Linked DNA regions of Mus musculus: region 2 is linked to region 1. A link is a loop called in an ENCODE intact Hi-C map of the cell type or tissue named here. Cell type or tissue: gastrocnemius. All regions are shown on one strand. Links, peaks and the distances in the headings refer to the core of each region. The heading gives the core; the rest is flanking DNA. Region 1 overlaps Angpt1 (angiopoietin 1). Region 2 holds the start of Gm41313 (a long non-coding RNA gene).

Region 1 (9,976 bases), core at 1,370-9,369:
TCATGCTCCATCTTTTATAAAAAGGAGGAGCATATTGACTATAACATTTAAACCTTTGATTGTCCCTAAGAATAAGATTGAATGGAGCAAGACATTTGCAGACCTTGTTCTGGAAGTTTTATTTCTGATAGATATTAGCCATCTTGTTCTACACTTTATAGGCATCTATTCTACAAAGCTGCAAAGAATTGAAAGATAGTTTTCAAATGAGGAAAAATTTAGACCACATCTTTATTTGGAGATTTTGTTTCCATCTTGTGTGGTGAGGGGTTGGGGCGATCTTACTCAATACTCCTTTACTAACATTTCAGTGAGATGTGTTCTGGAAATGTCCTTTCTCTGCATAGATTGGAGGAGGGGAGACACAGAATGGTCCCATAGACAGAATGGTTTCCTCGGAAAGAACTGACCCTGAGACCCACTTGGAGTAGGGTCCTTGCCTTGCTCTATTTTGCCACTTGGTGTCTATGAGCTCTGTTTGTAATGGAACATGAGCAAATCACTGAGCAAAATGTCTGGAATTCACATCTGCTGATGCTCCCCTCCCCAACACCATCACCTTATGCATCAATTCTGGATATATAAAGGTAACACATGGTAAGGGAATGTGACATAGATTGACAGAATAGAGCAGGATTTAAGTCAGTCTGTGGATGTCCCAAAAGGACCACAAAACAACTTACTCCCAAATCAGTTTTCCATTAGAAAATAGTAATCTTAACTTCAATATAAAATCATATCCATGGCTTCTTTGAAGTTCATTACACATCAAATATTACATTAGAAATCAAAATGCTTTCAAGATCTTTTCTGTACACTGAAATTCAGAATTTAAAGCAAAAATCACAACAACTAATACAAAAGAACTTGTCCACAAATCCCTTCAGTGCAGTCCAGAGCCTTCCCATTGTATGATCATGCATGCAGCACTGCCCACTTAGTGACTTTAAGTAAAAAGAACCAACATGACAAATGGACTTTGTCTCTCAGACATGAAACATGACCAGCTGTAAGTGTCTCACTGAACTTTTATTGCTTTTACTTTTATGTTAACCATAACAAGTCACCATGTTTTCAGGGTCCTAAAACAAAAGACTCATGAAAGCCTCGCTTTTGAAAAGAATATTAGTCTATGGGAAACCCCTTTACTTGTATGAAGAGAATGACAGTTCTTTGATGGATCTACATATTTCTTCTGCAAGACAAAAGCAATCCAGAAATCCACTCACTGAAGGAATCCTGCAGAGTTGAGGGTTTTTTGCCCGCCTGGAATTCAGCGGTTGGCTTTCATACTTCAAGCTCGCATTGGCTTTAAGGAAAAATGCAAATAATTAACCCTGAAGTAAGAGGCATTTCACCTCAGACTCTTCCTGCTGGGTTAACAAACATCTCACAGAAAGGGAGCTCTCTCTGGGAGTGTCTCACTAGGTGTCATTATTGATTAGTGACACCTATTCTCTTAGGAAAGCCTTTGGAAATGTAGAGCTTCAAGGGGGTTTGATAATTGGGGATGAAGTTTTCAGTTGCTTTTTGTCCAAATTTGTTAACTGAACTGTTAAGTGATGAGATGCCCATTAGGAGACTTGCCTGGGAAGTCTGTGTTACCCTCAGTAGCCAGCCATTCCTGCTCCCAGGACTCTCTATGCTTCATATTCTAAAGGACCCTTTCTCAATTCCCATCAAAACACTGCCAGGGGGCTGATAGGGCACAGTGTCATCTCATGACTTGACTTATAACCAGAATCAGCACCAGTTAATTAGAATGATTGGTAGCTAGCTATCCTTAAGTAACCTGATTATCCAATTCTCTGATGTTGATTTTACCTGATTTGATTTTAAATATCTCAATGATTGTATAGTGTAGCACAAATGATTTAAAATATCCCAAAATATCTTAGATTTAAAAATAAAAACCCATGTAATATTTATAAATGAGGTAGTTATAAAAATTTGATAAAAGGAATGTGTAATGGACAGATTTCCCTTTACCGCATCCTCTGAAGGCATGGAAGTTGCTCTCTTATGTAACATAAATGAGGTTGGAAGGTTGGAAATATTGTCATTATGGTTGAAGAATACACCAACTACCAAATATTATGACAAAAAAAAATTCCTGGAATAATCTAAAAAGAACATAACCAGAGAAAACCTTGTAGATGCACAATTTTTTTAATTTAAATCATTTAATAGAGTAGTTCAAAGTAAATCATCATGAAATGTATTTGATAAGAGAAACTAATAAGAATAGTAAATAAAGGATGCATGCATTTTTCTGGGCACATAGTAACAGTGTGGATCTGAGAAGTCAGAAGCTTTTCATCCAATCTTCAAGATTTGCAGAGGTTCATATTTAGTCTTAAAATAAGATATTACACTTAGCAAAGTCTGTTGTTAATCCTGGAATTCAATTCTGTTTCTGCCAGGTTTCTGACCTTCATCTTTGCAATTGTTCAAGTATGTAACATATGTTCAACACACACGAGAAATTATGCACACACCAATGGATTTTGTATATACTGATGGAAATCAGCTAGTAGATGGCTAAATCATGGATGTTATAGATGGGAAAGCAGATAACATGTTTTATTGTTTGTAGCTTTAAAAATTCCACTTTTTCCTTTAAACATGAAGTCTTTCCTGTTGGTAATAAAGCCACAGAAAAAGACAGAAATAAAAATGGTTTTTAGTCTCTGAAAAATTTCCCACAGAAGAGGCTAGCTTTCAAAACATGGCCTTCACCCATTGATAGCCTGCAGTGTGAGGATCTATTTGTCTTTCTCTACTCATTCAGGAAATATAGCTTTCCCAACGTCTTCAAAATCCTACTGATTTAATGACGTGCTCTCAATTTCTTTAACCTATTTAAGATTCTGTGTCTTCTCTATAATTGATACTAAAAAAAAATTACTGTTTCTATTTCTACTTGGACTGAAAGAAACACTAACTCTTTAGCACAGAAAACTTAATCTCAGCACATGAGCACACTTGAGGTTCATAGAGGAAGGGCATCTAAGACATATAGCATTCACAGTTTCAAGCCATCAGCAGCAAAGAGCCCTCCTACATAGAAATTGCAATTATGGTGGAACATCGTCTCTTATAATAAACAAAAATTAGGGAGAAATATTATGGATTAAGAAGATTAAAATATGCAGAAAACAATGAACATGCTAACATTTCACATTTGATTCTGAAGAAAGGGCATTTTCAGGGCAATATCTGCAAATACATTAGGAGCCTCAGCAGTCACCCAGGTGAAGGTAGAGCAGAGGGGAATCAAGAAATATTTAGTAATAATCAGACCTCTTGCTTGCCTGAAGCTGAGCCTCAGTGGGCAGGTGTCTCTTAGCAATTTGTACCTTTGTATGGAATATCACAGTGCTCCAACAGGATCTTAAGTCCTCCGACTCAGGAATTTCAACAGTTCATCTGTGGAGCCTAGAGAGTCCTGAAATGTCCATCCATCTAGATGAATCAAAAAGTTCACTCATAGTTTTGGAAACCAGAGGCTCTGTGCATTTAATTATGTTATTAACAGAACAGGTGAGCCCTGCCTTCAATGACCTGGGTTTCCCAGGTTTAGCCTGACCTTTTAGAATGTATGCTTGTTGATCTGTATCAGGAAAGACAAAAATGTAGGGGAAAAGAGTTTGGTCCCTCCAATTTTTTCTGTTAGAATTCTTGTGTGAATTCTGAGAGGAGATGAAATTATTTATTTATTTGCTTCAAAACCTTCATCACTATCTTCACTTATACAGTGTTATTTTCTTTCATTGAAAAGCTTGCCTCTGTTTTTCACCCTTCTCCACTTGGCACACTGGTGAACTCTTGGTGACATGGATCCTATACTGAAAAGAGTAGAGTTTTATTATTCCTGCTAAGCTCCTTGATGGCTTCAGGATCTTGGCATCGAGGGAAAATCTCCTGTCATTTGTTATTGTTGTACCCCTTTATTCTTTTCTTCTCTGAGTGCTGTGTTTATTTTAAGGACAAGGACAAATATTGGGATTTGGTAGAATATCCTGCCAAGAGAAAGCACATGCAAAACATAAAAATCCTGGAAACATTTGAAGACTCCTCCTCCTCAAACTGAAAGCCAGGGAAGGAAGCAGGGTGGAAAAGAGCAGCACACAAGCAGGGAAAGGAAGAAGGGAAAGGAAATGTCACCAGACCTGTTCTAGAATGGACTTGATGGTCACTTTCACTTTTTGCCATTTGTCTTCATCTTCATTTGGATACTTTGAGCCAGATATATAATCCCATCAATGACATTGAGAGTTCCAGGTCAGCCAGAACTACAGAGCAAGTTAGAAGAGACCTCATCTTAAAAAAACATCATATAAACTCTTTTGAGTATGATGTCTTTCTTAGAAGCATAAAATAGTACAGAAATTTACACAATCTTGGTCCCCACCCACAGCCTCTGTTTAAGGACTTTCTGGTAATATAGTTGCTTTTTCTGTCTTTAATTTATTTACCTTAGACATGTGTGTTGATGGCGGCTCATTTACCCTGACTTCCAAGTTGCCCCCAGTGCAGGACTGTTTTATGTCCTAGTTGGAAATATGTCCTCCAGGCCTGTTGTTGTAGAGAGCTCTGTGTGTAGCAAGAGGCTGGTTCTCACCGAGACAGTGATTCTGTATTTGCTTCCTTTTGTAAATTACCCAAGATGCTACCTTCCCAAGTCTTATAAGTTGTATTTTCATTGTCTTCCAAAATTGATGGTACTTGTACTTTATTATGCATGCACAATTTGGTTTTTATTTTCTAAGAGGATTCTCAAGTGGCATAAGGTTCAGTACCATTATAGCTGAGTATATTTATGTGATATAAATCTGAAGAGACTTGAGAAAGAAGCAAAGGTGGTCAAGGTAACCTGTAGCAGCTGCTGCCTATGCTGTGTATACTTTCTGTTAAATGCTAGAGAAACTCAACTCTAATTTGTTTCAAGGGTTTCCAAAGGCCTCTGTATTAATCATGGGAGTTACCCTTGGGGCTTATGCTAGATAACTTGAAAACACTTCCTATCATTATTATACATTGTTATTACAGAAGTGGAAAAATACTGTCTGTAAGCACTCATTCACACCTATCCAGGCTCAAAGGCCAACAATCTCAGTTGGACATGCCATACTAAGCCCTGCAGGGCCCCAACTTGAATCCAATGTGTCCAAGGCTTTGTTTCTCTAATTCTTTGTTACCAACAGAGCCATGCAGAACAGTAATGAGGATAAGCAATGTTGGAAAGAGGCATGTTTTAGATACAATGCATTGTAGGTATAGATTTTCAAAATCACAAGCTTTTTTTAGAATCACCCAAATATATGAGCATATCTCTGAGAGAAAATCTAGATTAAGTTAACTTCTAAGCATGCTTGTGAGAGATTTTCTAGATTAGTTTAATTGAGATAGAAAGATCCAGCCTAAATGTAGGCATATCTTTACATGGGCTATAATTCTAGAATTTTTAGGGTGAGGCTGGAGAGGGGAAAGAAGCCAAGCTGAACAGCAACATTCATCATTATTTTGCACTTCCTGCCAGTGGACTGCCAGTGGATGTAATATGAGCAGCCACTTCAAGCTCCTGCCACCAAAATTTCCTTGCCACACTGGATTGTACCCTCAAACTGTAAGCTAAAAGAAATCATTCCGTCTTTAAGTTGGTTTTGCTGGAAATTTTATCATAGCAACAAGAAACTGACTGATACACATGCCAAACATAAGTTCTGAAGGAATCCATCAGATTGTTTTTCTCTGAATTGACTGATTTTCTTTTCTTTTTTTTTTCTCAGTGTGTCTTCCCTATGCATCTTGTCATAGCAACAACCTTTACTTATTCCTCTCATTGTTTTTGTGTCTTTGTCTTGGTCAGTGATGTCTAAAACTATTAGTAAGCAAAGGAATGCCCAAGTCATTGTAGATACCCCCTGTAGCAATTGTAGTGCAGGACTGTTATACTGATAATACTCTGAATTCAATTCTAGAAGTCAGAAACTGGGGAAGATTCCTTTAATGTGATTTTTCAAAGTATGGAAAAGAAATGGTTAAAAATTGTCCACCTGAGAGGCTCTGCCAGTGCCTGACAAATACAGAGGTGGATGCTCACAGCCAACCATTGGACTGAGCACAAGGTCCCCAATGGAGCGTCTAAAGAAAGAATCGAAAAAGCTGAAGGAGCTTGCAGCCTCATAAGAGGAACAACAATATGAATCAACCAGCACCCCCAGAGCTTCCAGGGGCTAAACTACCAACTAAATAATACATATGGAGGGACTCATGGCTCCAGCTGCATATCTAGCAGAGAATGGCCTTGTCAGACATCAATGGGAGGAGAGGCCCTTGGTCCTGAGAAGGCTCAATGTCCCAGTATAGGGAAATGCCAGGACAGGGAAGTGGGAGTGCGTGGGTGGGTGAGCAGGGGGAGTGGGGATGGTATGGGGGGGGGTTGAAGGGGAAACCAGGAAAGGGATGTAAATAAAGAAAATATCTAATTAAAAAATTGTTCACCTAATATATTTGAGATATTTTAATATGTGATCAAATTTTGAATTATTATGACTTAATTTTGAAAAGTTCCTCCTGGTGTTCTAAGTATTGTTATGATTCCAAATAAAATAATGAATCCCTTAGAAGTCATCGTGACATTCATGCATAACCAAGAATGTGCCCAGAATAGTGTATCACTGGATAGCTGCAAATGTTTTCCCAGTGCCTTTCAGCTGGGATTTGTACTGAATTCTCTCTAGGGATGCACTCTGCTTAAGTCCTGTGCAGTTTCTGGGGGAGATTAACATGGCCCTCATACTCAATGTATTTTTTTTGATTGATCAAGGAAGGGTTTTATTAAGCCAATCAGTAAAGAATCACTTTCTTGGCACTGTAGTGTGATGGATTTTGTATTTACATTAACAAAAGACTACTAATTACATTTTTTTTTTATTAGATATTTTCTTTATTTACATTTCAAATGCTATCCCGAAAGGAAAGTTTCCTATACACTCCCCCCACCCTGCTCCCCTTTCCACCCACTCCCACTTCTTGACCCTGGAGTTCCCTTGTACTGGGGCATATAAAGTTTGCAAGACCTAGGGACCTCTCTTCCCAATGATGACCGACTAGGCCATCTTCTGCTATATATGCAGCTAGAGACACGACCTCTGGGGGTACTGGTTAGTTAATATTGTTGTTCCACCTATAGGGTTGCAGACCTCTTCAGCTCCTTTAGTACTTTATCTAGCTCCTCCACTGGGGACCCTGTGTTCCATCATATAGATGACTGTGAGCATCCACTTCTGTATTTTCCAGGCACTGGCATAGCCTCATACAAGACAGTTATATCAGGGTCCCTTCAGCAAAATCATGCCGGCATATGCAATAGTGTCTGGGTTTGGTGGCTGATTATGTCATGGATACCCAGGAATACCCAAGATACAATTTGCAAAACACAAGAAAATCAAGAAGAAGGAAGACCAGCGTGTGGATACTTTATTCCTCCTTAGAATAGGGAACAAAATACCCATGAAAGGAGTTACAGAGACAAAGTTTGGAGCTAAGACCTTTTTTTTTTTTTTTATCGAGAAGTCAAATATGTTTAAAAGTTACCAAAATAAATCAGATGAACTACTGAAATTCTTTAATTACTTAAATCAATACAACTTGAATATTTGCTGCTGTCTATTGGTTTCAGATTGAGCATTATAAGAAACAGCTTTGCTTATAGACAACAACAATTGCTCCTTGTCCATAGCAGAATTCTTTTCAGGTTAAAAAGAGAAGTTACTCAAACCATTCCCCTCTATCTCTAACAGTGCAGTCAGAGAATGATTACAGGTATTGGAGAATAACTTTTATTGAGCATTAATGATGTTCCTGGTAGAACATGAACCTAAGACATAACCTAGAAAATTCAGGCAGTTTTGTTTGTCTGTTTGTTTTGTCTTGTTTTGTTGTTTAGAGATGGGAGAATTTATCCTTAAGAGCAGTACCTTTAAAAACAACAACAACAACAAAAACAGAGGGAAGCAATCCTGGGTAGGAAGATGAGCTACACACTAAGACAGCTGTAACAGAACCCAGTGCTAATCCCAGAAGTCACTGTGGCTGTATAATCACCTTTTGGAGAGTCATATCTTTGTGACTCTGTATCCAAGAATCTGTCAAACATGGAAGGGACAAAATCCTAAGGACAAGCAGTGCCCTTCAACTAAAGGCATGTATAATCCTGAGTGCCAAGCAGTCAGCACTCCATGCCTGTCTCATTTTGTTGGTGTTGTGCTGAGAAATTCGTAGAACCTGGCTCTGAATAGGGGGCAGGTTGGGGTCTGCTTCCCCTACTGTCTGTGCATTTCAATGGTGTGAAGCTCTCAGCATGCAAATGTGGGTTACCAATTTGACTTAAGTGAACCTAAGGTTGAGAAGAAATTTGTTCACGTCTGTCTAAGGTTGAGAAGATATTCGTTCACATCTGTCTCTTGCTGCAGCATGTGCGGGTTCTCACCTACAACTATGTTGGTCTTTGCAAAGCCTTCATCAAAAGGAATATTAGCAGTATTTGCGAAATTCTTGTTCCATTCCTGTTTCCACACAGCCTACAGTCACAGGGTCATTACAAACTTTGCTGCAAAAAAATAAGCCAAACCAAAGCAAAACAACCCAAAATTCTGAGGCTGTAGGGCCTGGCCTGATGCTTTCCCTTTTCAGTTCTATGTAAGTCTGAGTAAAAGTATACTTTTAAAGTTTTATTCAAGTGCAGATTCTGGCAGCTGATACAGTGATTTCCATTAACTGAAACACTTAGACTGAATGATAAGGAAATTTATGAGTCAAGTTAGCCCAGGGCTTTTTGTGCTCTAAACCTAATAATATTCAGGAGTTCTGAATGTTTCAGACTAAAGAAACTTTCACAAATGCAGGTGTTCATGTTGAAATAAAAAAAAAAAAAGCTTTTACTAAAATATATTTAAATATTCTCTCAAATTGCAAATGGAGACTTGCTGGCAGACCAAGGAAAAAAAACCCAATTATCAGCTGTGCGTGGAATTTCACAGACTATATGGTTCATTGGTCCCAGAAATACTCTTATTCTTTTGTTTAAAAAAATCACTTTTTTTATAAAAAGCATTTTGTGAATATTAGGGTATAACTAAAATCTAACATAATGAGAACATTGAGAGTTTATAGAAAGACTCGTTGGATTCATGAGTGCATGCATGTCCTTAGGCAAAGCCCTGACTAGTTGACTCCCAGGTTCTCTGTGAGAAGGCAGTACCTCTTTCACAGGTTGTTGGCAAGTTCAAATGGGGTACCAAATTGCTTACTGCATAAGCCTTTAGCAATCTCTAACAGTTGTCATTATCCTGGAAGCTAAACATTAGCCCTTCCAGTGGACCAAAGTAACCGTCTCATATTTGTAGAAAGGAAATAGATAATCAAAGAGTCATAGACATAGTTGGTATCTCTTAGATCCAGAGAAGTGTTTAAGACTTCTATTCTCATAACATGGTCAGAAAACACGAATGGCCAGAGAAGGGAAGTGAGTTACACAGGGAGTTAATTGGGTACAGCTCTCTGTTTTGCCTTAAACCAATCAGTTGGCCACAGGCGACTCACTGACTCTCAGCTGCTGTAATTGACTGGAACGCAGCTACCTGCTCTGAGAACATGATCCTGAATTAGGCTTTCAGTTTGTGCACACAGCAAATGGCACTTTCTTGTGTTTGGAAGTACTCACAGGCCACGTTTAGTTTTATTTGTGATCTCTAGAATTATCCTTAAATGTGGGGTGAATTATTTTTACTTGTAGTGGAGGGATGAGTTGAATCTAGACAGATGTATGGGCTTATTCCCTGTAGAGTGCCTGCAAGGGTGATTTCTAATAGATGTTTAACATGGAACTCATTAAAATTCTATACCAGCAAGCCACAAATGGAGCACAGACAATGAATAGCAGCCAATACAAAATTGAACATCCCGGAGA
Region 2 (9,976 bases), core at 1,168-9,167, 55 kb before region 1:
TTTTCTTCCACAGAACCTGGAAAGTTGTGCTATTACAGACTCACTTCAAGCTTATGGACAGTATTATTTCTCTTGGTAGAACTCAGAGTTTAGGGCCAAGGCACGTCCTTTTCCTGGAAACTGCAGGCCGGCTTCATCCCTTGTATGCCACCATTTCACATGGACCCTCTTCTTCCTAGTGCTCATTCCATATGTAATTACTGGTTTATGTAATTTAAAACGATTAAAAAAATATGTTACTTTCTCCCTTAAAATCTTCCTATAGCTCCCCATTATGCAGGAATGAAATCCCAACTGCTCACACAAAGCCCCTCCCCATCCTCCCTGGACCAGCTCTCTGGCCTCATCATTGTTACCTTCAAAGGACATTCCAGACACTCAAATGGCATGGCCTTTCTTGTGATTTCTCCAAGACACAAGCTCCTTCCTGCCCCAGGCACTTACAAGCTATTTACTTAGTGTGGAAAATTGGTCTTCAGCAATTAGTCTGGATGCATCTGTCTGTCTTGCTTAGGTCTTCCCTCCTTCAGAAGTTCTCTCTGTACCACCTTCTCCTTCTCAGACTGTTGAGAGACTTGCTAATGTGTTACACTGCCCTATTTTATAGTTTTTAAAAAGTAAAATATAATTATACCATTTCTACCTTAGATTACCTCTCTCCAATCCTTTCTGTAAAAATTGAAAATTTTTTGAATTCATGACCTCTTTGTTTTTAATAGTTTAATTCTTAAATATATAAGTTTAACATGTTCAGGCTGTTTATAATTTGATTAGTAGGTATATGATTCTTGGTATTAGATAATCAACTGGAAGGCTCCTTCCTGAGGAAGACTATTGCTCTCACTCTCAGCATTCCTTAGGTGCCTGTAACTGACTCGCGAGTGTTGGGGCCCCAAGATGTTTCTTCTTTCCATTGTTGATATGTCTATTGATATCATCCTTGTTCAGGTGTTTTGGTCTTGTATAAGGACAAATTATAAGGAACCTTTCATGGGTGTAGCAACTCTGACATTTCTAGGAGACACATTCTCCCATCAAATTTTCTGGTCTTCTGGTTCTTATATTCTTTCCACATCTCCTCTCCTCCTAGTTTAGGAATTGCGCTGTAGATATGTTTTGGAGCTGGGCATTGCACAATCACCGTTCTCTACATTTGGATCAGTTGTAGTTTTCTGAAATGGTCTCCATTTGCTAGAAAGAGACATTTCTTTGATGAGGGGTAAGACCTACACTTATCTGTGGGTATAAGGATGAATTTTTAGATTATAGTTAGATATTATGCTTCTTTAGTAAAGTGGTGGGTGTAGTTTCTCACCCAAGTTCCCCAATGTCCCTAGACTTCGAAAATCATCCATGCCCGGCTAGCTTTCCAGTACTAGGCCTGATTCTTCTCTTGTTGAGTTGGTCTTAAGTCTAGTTAGGGAGCTGTTGGTTACTGCCAAGGCTGGGTACCACTGTTACATGCTTAGGGTTCATAGATGTCATAGCTGGGTAGGACTATTGGTTGCTTCTCTCCCTTGGAAGCTTGAATGGTACATTATGGAACCATGAAAGCTAGTCTTTAGGGAGGAGAATTTCAGGACACAACCAGCTCAGATCCATGGGCTTTGTCTGAAGTGCATGCTACTTGCAACAAAAGGGACTTAACCTCCAATCTCAGGGAAGTTACCAAAACCACATCATCTTTATGGCATTTACTGCTATGTGGCATAATATTAAGAATTGTTCTTCAAATTATTTATTCTGTCTTAGCCATTTGTGGTCATGTAAAATTCCTTATAACACAATTTTTGTCTCTTTTTGATTCAATTTGCTTTATACCTAAAGGCATGTGTGGCACATAATAGGGCCTCAATAAGGAATGGCTTGATTATCACAGGCATGATGTATGATGAAGTAAAAACTTTAATTGCTGGTTAATTTTTATTGACTGCATTATTTATTCTTTTGGTTGCGTAACAGCTGTTTGACAAAATTTCCTAAGACAGTGGGTAGAGAACACAGTTTCAGATCCACAAATTCAACCATCCTCAGATCAAAAATACTTTAAAATCATGCATCTGGACTGAACCACACGTGGGCATTTTGTTATTCTATGGTAAAGCAATCATTTACACAGCACTAGGCTATGTTAGGTTTTATAAGAATTCCAGAGTTGTTTAAGTACATAATGTGTATGAGGAATATGAAATATTCTGGTATTTTGAATAAGAGACTTAAGCATCTACAAATTGTGTCTGCCAACCCCTTGGATCCAAACCCTCTTAAGGATACCAATGGAAGAACCCCCCCCCCCTTTTTTTTTCAACTAGTAATGAAAGAAGTAATTATGTGGAGCTATTCAAAGTATAAATAACATTTATAGCCATAATGCCTAACTATATTCCACATATTACCCCTTAGATATACAGGGTGAGTATCTTTTACATGGTCTACATGAAAAGTCATCAAACCGTTGCCCTTGGGCCAAATCCTGTCTGTCACCATGTTTATAAATAAAGTTTGATTACAACAGAACCACAACCACCCTCCTTCTTGTGTGCATTGTTCAAAGCTGTTTTTGTCCTACAAAGGCAGAATGGAGGAATTATAGTTGAAACTAAATGTCCAATAGAACTTAAATATGTATTTTAATATCTGGCCCTTTAAAAAAATTCTTAAGCCTGTTCTATATCATAAGAGGAAACAGCATTGATATTGGGACTATTGCAAGGTAAACTGTGAAGTTGGTTGTGTGGGAAAAACATTGACCTCCAGCAAGCAAAGTGAGGATTTTGCCAATTGGCAGAAAGCCTTACTAAGCCAATTCTTGGCGTGGTGTTTGGCATGATGTGAGGTGACATTTTGGAGTACAAATAAGGGAATTTTTGTGTCTTTTCTTTCCCCTACTCATTATCATGTGAACAGAGAAATACTCTTGAAGCTGATACATGTCAAAGAGAAAAAGCACCTGGAAAAGAGTTCTGAAAACAGTTTTCCACCTCTGAGTAGCAAGTCTGGGGTCTCCTGTTTCCTGTGCCTGTTCCATCCTGTTGGCTGAGTTGTTAGTAAGGATGTTGACAAGACATCGGAACCATTTAGTGGTCTCAGCCATGAACTTCAGTCAGCCTCTCCACTTGCATTCAGTGTACATGGAAAACAACTTCCTTTCCATTTGTTTCAGATCAAACATTAGAAAGTGAACAGGCTTGCACAGTTGACAGAAGGGTGGAGCCAGGAGTGGGAGGCTCTTTTGTCAAATACAGGGTATTACCAGCCCTGCTAGGACAGACAGGCTGAGTTAGGCAGTTCGCTTTGCTCGGTGCTTTGGCCTGGTATGAACTCATGAATGGCCTTCGCCTAAGCCTTAGTTTCTTTCTTCTCTCTTTCCTTTTTCTCTTTTTCTTTCTATTTCTTTTCCTTTTTTTTTTTCTCTTTTTAATACCACAAGCTATGCTGTGCCATTTGCGCAGATGCACAACACTAATTACATTCTGAGTCACCCATGACTTTTGTTCCAATACAAGATTATCCTTTGCAGTGAAGTTGGGAAATTCCAAACCCCCTTTGGTTTTGGCCCCATGGTCTGAGGGAAGAAGGGCCTCTCAGTGTTTAAATCTTTTTACAATGTGTACAAAAGATGTGCCCCTCTGTTATCAAAGAGTTTCTAAAGAGCAAAGCCCCCTCTGGATTGTGTTCGCCGTATTTGGAGGTGATGTTTACTTAGTTTCTGAATGCTCTCCTTTACATCACATGGAAGTATTAAATGGGAGATGTAGTTAGGCTTGATCGGTCCTAGCTGCCAACCAGTGATCAGAATCCTTTCCTCCAATCAGAAAAACGAACAATTTCTAAATTACAGGCGCTGCATGAGTCAGATGAAACTCATCATTCCACTGGTAATGTGTTTAGGTCTCTTTTCTTTTGCCATTATTAGAAAAATATGGTGTAAGATAAATCCTCCACGTTTTCAATGAAATTCTATTTCTTGTTTGCTTTTACATTGTTGAGGGAATACAAAAGTTACTTCAGACCTCAATGTGTGTGTGGTCAATTAGCAGCTGGGATATTAAGATTCTAATGTGAACATCTTAATTATTCATAACATGTTCATAGCTCTACATTCTTGAACATCAAACTTACATATTTCCATGAGATGGCTGAGGCTGCCTGCAGAATAAGTTATTGGGAAGAGCATATGCTTTGTATGTAGTCTTAGGTTTTATTTATGAAAGTCTAATGAGGTAAACTATAATCTTATTCCTTAAAAGTTATTTTACGTGAAATCAGTAAATATTTTTCAATTCTTAAGTTATATTTTTCTCTAAATTGTTAAGAGTCTCGGGGTGCTATGAGACATGTCAACACTCCTACCACTATTAACATGCAGATAGCTAGTTGGAAGCTCAGTGGGGATTGACTTCTGCTCAAGAACTGCTCTAGCAATCAGGCCTTCTCCATGTTGTCTCCTTGCAAAAATGTCAGATGTAAAATTTGGGTCTTATTACCAATATCTCCAATATCTTCTTTTTTCACTTTCCCTTTGATTTTTAAATAGTAAGAATGGAAGTATCAGATGGAAGTCATTTAATAGTGATTGAGCAGTAGTTCAACAGATATATAACAAGCTGAATATTTAATAATAAAAAATACTAATAATAGAAGTTTACTACTTGTGTATGTGTGTGTGACCATGTATGTGAAGGTACACATGCATGTGTATACATGCAATGTTCAGAGGATGACCTCAGTGGTTATTCATCAGACACTGTCCACTTTTATTCTTTCTTTCTGTCTGTCTATCTATCTATCTATCTATCTATCTATCTATCCATCCATTTGTCATCTATCTATCTATCTATCTATCTATCTATCTATCTATCTATCTATGTAATTTGTTTGTTCATTTGGAGATAGGTTCTCTCTTTGACCTGGGGTTCACCAAGTAGTCTAGGCTGGCTGGTCAGTGAGCCCCACAACCTGCCTGTCCCATCTCCTCCCATAGCCTGTGATTACACCACATACCACCATACTCAGCCTTTTTCCATTATTAACTCCTAGCTCACAGTTTTTTCTTTTCCTGTTTTTCCTTCATTGGAGATAGACTTTACATTTTTCTCTTTTCTTTTTTTGAAAGTAGACTCCCCTTCCCCCCACAATATATTCTGATTGGAGTTTTCCCACCTCCAGTGTCCTTAGCTCAAGGGAACTATCTCTGCTTCTGAATGAATAAACTGATGCACTTGAAGTAATTGACAGTAACAGAACTTGATTTTCAAACAAAGAGATTGAGAGAAATCTGTGTCGTATAGGGGCATGTGGAAGGTCAAAGAGGATGTGTAGGATGAGGCTTGCCCAGGACTCTACCCTACTCCTTTCCAGCAACAACCTGAGAGGCCCCATAGGTTCCAAGAAATGTATTTCAGGCATCCTCAGTAGAGGTTCTAGGTGATTAAATATGAAGCAGGTATATCCTCAATATATAAAATGAAATCCAACAGTTGTTAAATTGAATATTTGTTGCTAGTTTAGTATGAAATCTGTAAGATACAAAGCACTTTAAGGTTATCAGATGTTGAAATCACCAAAACAGAGAAACACACTCACTGTTCTAGACTCTTAAAATGTCCAGCTCCTCCCTATGCAGGATGGCTCAAATGTGATAAAATAATAGATAACTCGTGGTCAGTCCTTGGCAAAGTGTGTTACTTTACTTATTTTACATATCTGTTGTCACATCATTGGTATTTGTCTGCACGAAGGGTTCTGTGATGGTCAATGATTTCCTAGTATTGGAAAGTATCATGTTCACTTTATACAGAATTCTACTGAGGGTCAAAGAAAATCAACCTTGTTTAGGTGTGTTGATATTTTCCAATTCTTCATTTTTTTAAATAATAAGTGACATTTGCTTTTATTTCTATTTTTGTGTTTTTAAAATTGTTATTGGTTATTTTATTTATTTACATTTCAAATGTTATCCCCTTCCCAGTTTCCCCTCCACAAACCCACTGTCCTCTCCCCTTCCCCCTGCCTCTGTGATAGTACTCCCCCACCCACCCACCCACTCCTGCCTCAACACCCTAGCATTTTCCTACTCTGAGTCATTGAGCCTCCACAGAACCAAGGAGCTCCCCTCTCATTGATGCTGAACATATCCATCTGGAGCCCTGGGTCCCCCCACATGTACATTTGGTTGGTGGTTTAGTCCCTGGGAGCTTTGGGGTGGGGGTGGGGGGTCTGGTTGGTTGATATTGTTTTTCTTCTTATGGGGTTGCAAACCTCTCCAGCTCCTTCAATCCTTCCCCTAACTCTTCCATTGGGTTCCCTGCTCCCAGCAGGGTTCAGTTTGGCTGCATTCATCTGCATCTGTATGGATCAGGCTCTGGCAGAGCTTCTCAGGGGACAGCTATACAAAGAAACTTTGTTGTGTCAGTTTTGTGTACACCTGGCAATTTAATGAATATACCAATTTCGTGCGTCATCTCCAGGGACTTTTTAATTTTCTTCAGTAAAAGACTGAAGGGCATCTGATGGGAGTATTGAGGCTGTAGGCACCTGATACCTAGAGGGAGAGCACTTCCTAATGTCCCTCCCTCCCCTCCCTCCCTCCCCTCCCTCCCCTCCCTCCCTCCCCTCCCTCCCCTCCCTCCCTCCCTCCCTCCCTCCCTCCCTCCCTCCTCCCTCTGTTCTCCTCCCCTCCATCCATCTCTCCTTCTCTCTCTGTCCCTCCTTCTCTCATCTCTCTCAGGTCTTTGGGGTGCTTGGTGACTTGCTTTTTCAAACTCCTGTTCTTCCCTTACTCTGCAGCTGGGAGAATTCAGCATAACCAAAGCCCAGGAAGCAGAGGCAGAGGGTTAACCTCAGAGCAGGAAGGACAGAGACTTTTTCCCTGCTCATCTCTGTGTCTTCTCTGCTCCTGTTTTTGTTGAAGAGCTGAGAGAGCCTCCACCAGCTGACCGTGGAGTGAGATGCTGGGAAGCTGAAGGCTGTAGGATGAGCAGAAATGCCAGTGACTGTCCCATTCTGGAGGCCGAGGACAGGGGAGGGGCTAAATCAGGATTTTCCAGAGGGGCAGCAGTGAGTTAGAGCTTGAAATTAAGGATGTAGCAGGAATAGCAGGAGCTCACCTTTAAGGACAGGCAAGCAGCCTGTCAGCCAGTCACCTGACCAAATATACTGTCCCTCCAATGCGGTCTTCAAAGTACAGGGAGGCAGAAATGAATACACTACAGTCTGTTTTGAAGAGTAAACCCACTGAAGTGGACAGACATGAAAGCCAATAGATTGTCCACTGTGCCAATATCAAGTTCAAAGATGATATAACCCACTGATAAAACTTGTGTACCAGAACTACATCACAGGAATTTAGAATCCTGACAGTGGAACTTACTTGCTGTGTGGCCTTAGGCAAGCTCCTTAACTTCTCTGTTTCTCTGTTTCATTATGGATAAAATCAAAGAAATAGCTGCATACGCCATAGAGTTTTTTTAGATGTAAGCATAATTCACATAAATTATTTTGCTTTAGCTTTTTACCCAGCAATTATGAGTTAAATATTAGATAATACCAGGGATGATTTTAGATACTGTATTGGGTACTTTAACCACTACCAGAAACCCTGGAAAAACTTTACAAGCATCAACTTATTGAATATTTTTGAAAATTAATCAGTATTTACCTGATGGACTTGTCCCATGAGGAAACTGATGCGTGGGGAAAGGAGTCCATTTTCACAGGACTATATACAAAGGCACACTTTAGGACCAGCAGGCAAATCGCAGGGAGCCCAGCTCTGTGAACTCTGCCCTTAACCCATACAGAATGAGTTACAGGATTTTAACCATGATGTCTCCCCTTGTTAATCCTAAATTACAAGTCTGCCTTTAGAAGTTTCTGCAGTTGTCTGTGTGGACAAAGCCTTAACTCTTCTTTACCAAATGACTTGCGCCTTCCTCATGCTCTGTCTTAGCCATTTGTCCTCACTGAGGCTTTAAAGCTCATAGTTAAATTGGCTGTGGCAATAGGTTGTATTGCCCAGTGCAACACAATAGCCAGGCTCTGTCCCTCCTGCAGGTCTGGTGACAGACCACACAGACCCCTGTCTGGAGGCCCTCCTGTCTTGCTCAACAGACATACCATCTTCTTGAAGTCACAGTGCTTAATTGAGTCTGATGGTTTATCTAAAAACTTTGAAATGCCAAAGAAAGGCTTACAATTACTTTACATGAGAGCGGAGGGGGTTGCTGTTTTAAATAGCTTCCATTCAATTCATGATCTCCCTCTTGGATTTATCAGTAGGCAGTCTTGCTTGGAAAAGGCAAAGTTCATTCTGGTACTTAAAGTATTATTTGCATGTACTTTTCTTCTGTAGGTCACACAGGGAGTTGTAAAAATGAGAAGAAAAGCCTTGTTTTCTTGGGCGGGGACCTCTTATCTCATTTCCTCTTTTATTTATCATTGTTGCTATTAATTAAAATACTTCTGGTGTTTTGGTCCGAGTTGGAGGCACTTGAGGCAGATATCTCCCTGTCTAGTTTCTTCTTCTGGTCTTGGAGGCCTGGCCATTCAGATGCCTGTGATGCAAGAGTGACTTCGCAGATGACAGAGAACACCTATGTGACTCTAAGCCACCCTAACGCCACACTGTACATGTCCCAACATAGAGTCCCACATAAGAGTTCAGATTGGCAACAAATCTAAATTTAGCTTTCTAATAATTTCTGTGTGGTAGAATAGGCTAAATACCACTTGAGCAACCAAACACTTCATTCTACACTTGCTTGCCCTGGGCTCTTCAGTGTGTGGCATTTTCACATTGTAGTTGCCCAGTACATGCATAAATAAATATGCATGGCAGCATCTACATTATTTGGGGGGAAGTCTACTCTACTCCGGGAAATGTTCCAGGATCTAATGATGATGCTGAATGATAAAGATCTTTGCTCAGTCAGTAGAAAACTATTGAGCCAGGGTATATGATGTTCTCAGTTTTGTGGGTTCATTTCTTCATACACTCACCTGCCTCCTGTTTCTTTCATATTCTACCCATTTATCAATTACTTCCTGTCTAGATATAGGTGTCAAATTGGCAAATACACATTAACAGCAACTGGGAAGCACACTCTTGTGCTTGATTGTACAGTTCATACATTAATAGACACAATTATAATGTCATTTATCTCATCCTTATAACAGAACTAGAGTTGTTGCCAATAATTTTCTTTTATTTGCTGTGTTTGGTGAATTGATTTGTCTGTAAGGAGAAGACTATTGGATATTTGGTCACTAGCAGAAAAATGAAACTGAATGTTCTAGAAAAAGGATTTAAAAACAACCTCAGTATTCACAGTCGTACCTTGGCGAGCAGTGTCATCTTCCAAATACATAAACATATATGGTCTTACAGGTAATAGAGATTATCACACCAGTGTTGAGCACAAGAAAACTAAAGGCTATTGCATTAAATAAATCTTAAAAGGTTGCACATTTCCTTTAAGGAAAATGTAAAGATTAAACTCAGATTTCATGGATGGGTTACATCTGATATTTTTCAGTATTCTTGTCTCTCCAACTGTTTCCTCCACAAATTAAAATTAATTCTCAATGTTGAGCTGGGGGCAGAATCAAAGGTTCTGAACATGAGTGGTGTTTTCCTAGACACTTGGGAGAATCTATTGTTGATAAGCAGCCTTTTGTGGGGATCAGGATAATTTATCTTATATGTGTGTAAACGTCTATGGGAAGTTGTTATTCTAAGAGAACTGTTCTCTATTACCCTTCCCGTTCCAGTAATTCTTTTAAACTTCACAAATATGTCAGATAAAAAATAATTCATTGCTAGTTTTACTTTTTTTGAGCAAATTACTTAGACACAGTGCTTCAAGCGAGGGTTATTTTGATATGGATACCCAAATAAAGATATTGTTTTAAGCTATTAACTACACATTTTTTCTTAGAAAAGTTACAGTGTAGTGACAGATTTTTTTAATTTAAG

The links. A loop is a pair of places that touch in the nucleus more often than their neighbours do. Peaks named below come from ENCODE experiments on the same cell type or tissue, not always from the same donor. Only the 100,000 strongest peaks of a DNase experiment are listed, where the experiment ranks them.
Region 2: it touches region 1 in a loop (7-fold over the local background); 2 of 42 quality-filtered maps call a loop at or near these places.

Annotation. Positions count from the first base shown.
Region 1 is chr15:42,608,323-42,618,298 of GRCm38, reverse strand. All of the region lies in intron 1 of Angpt1 (angiopoietin 1), which reads left to right. Among named protein-coding and RNA genes, the nearest start is that of Gm41313, 53 kb to the left of the region's middle. In gastrocnemius, for the core only: no CTCF peak of the experiment used is centred there; no DNase peak of the experiment used is centred there; H3K27ac peaks cover 223 bases.
Region 2 is chr15:42,662,763-42,672,738 of GRCm38, reverse strand. The region is part of intron 1 of Angpt1 (angiopoietin 1); the gene reads left to right. It overlaps Gm41313 (a long non-coding RNA gene), which reads left to right and starts at 6,673. Exons shown (of 2, transcript XR_875323.1): 1 at 6,673-9,976. In gastrocnemius, for the core only: no CTCF peak of the experiment used is centred there; a DNase peak (open chromatin) is centred at 2,795; H3K27ac peaks cover 377 bases.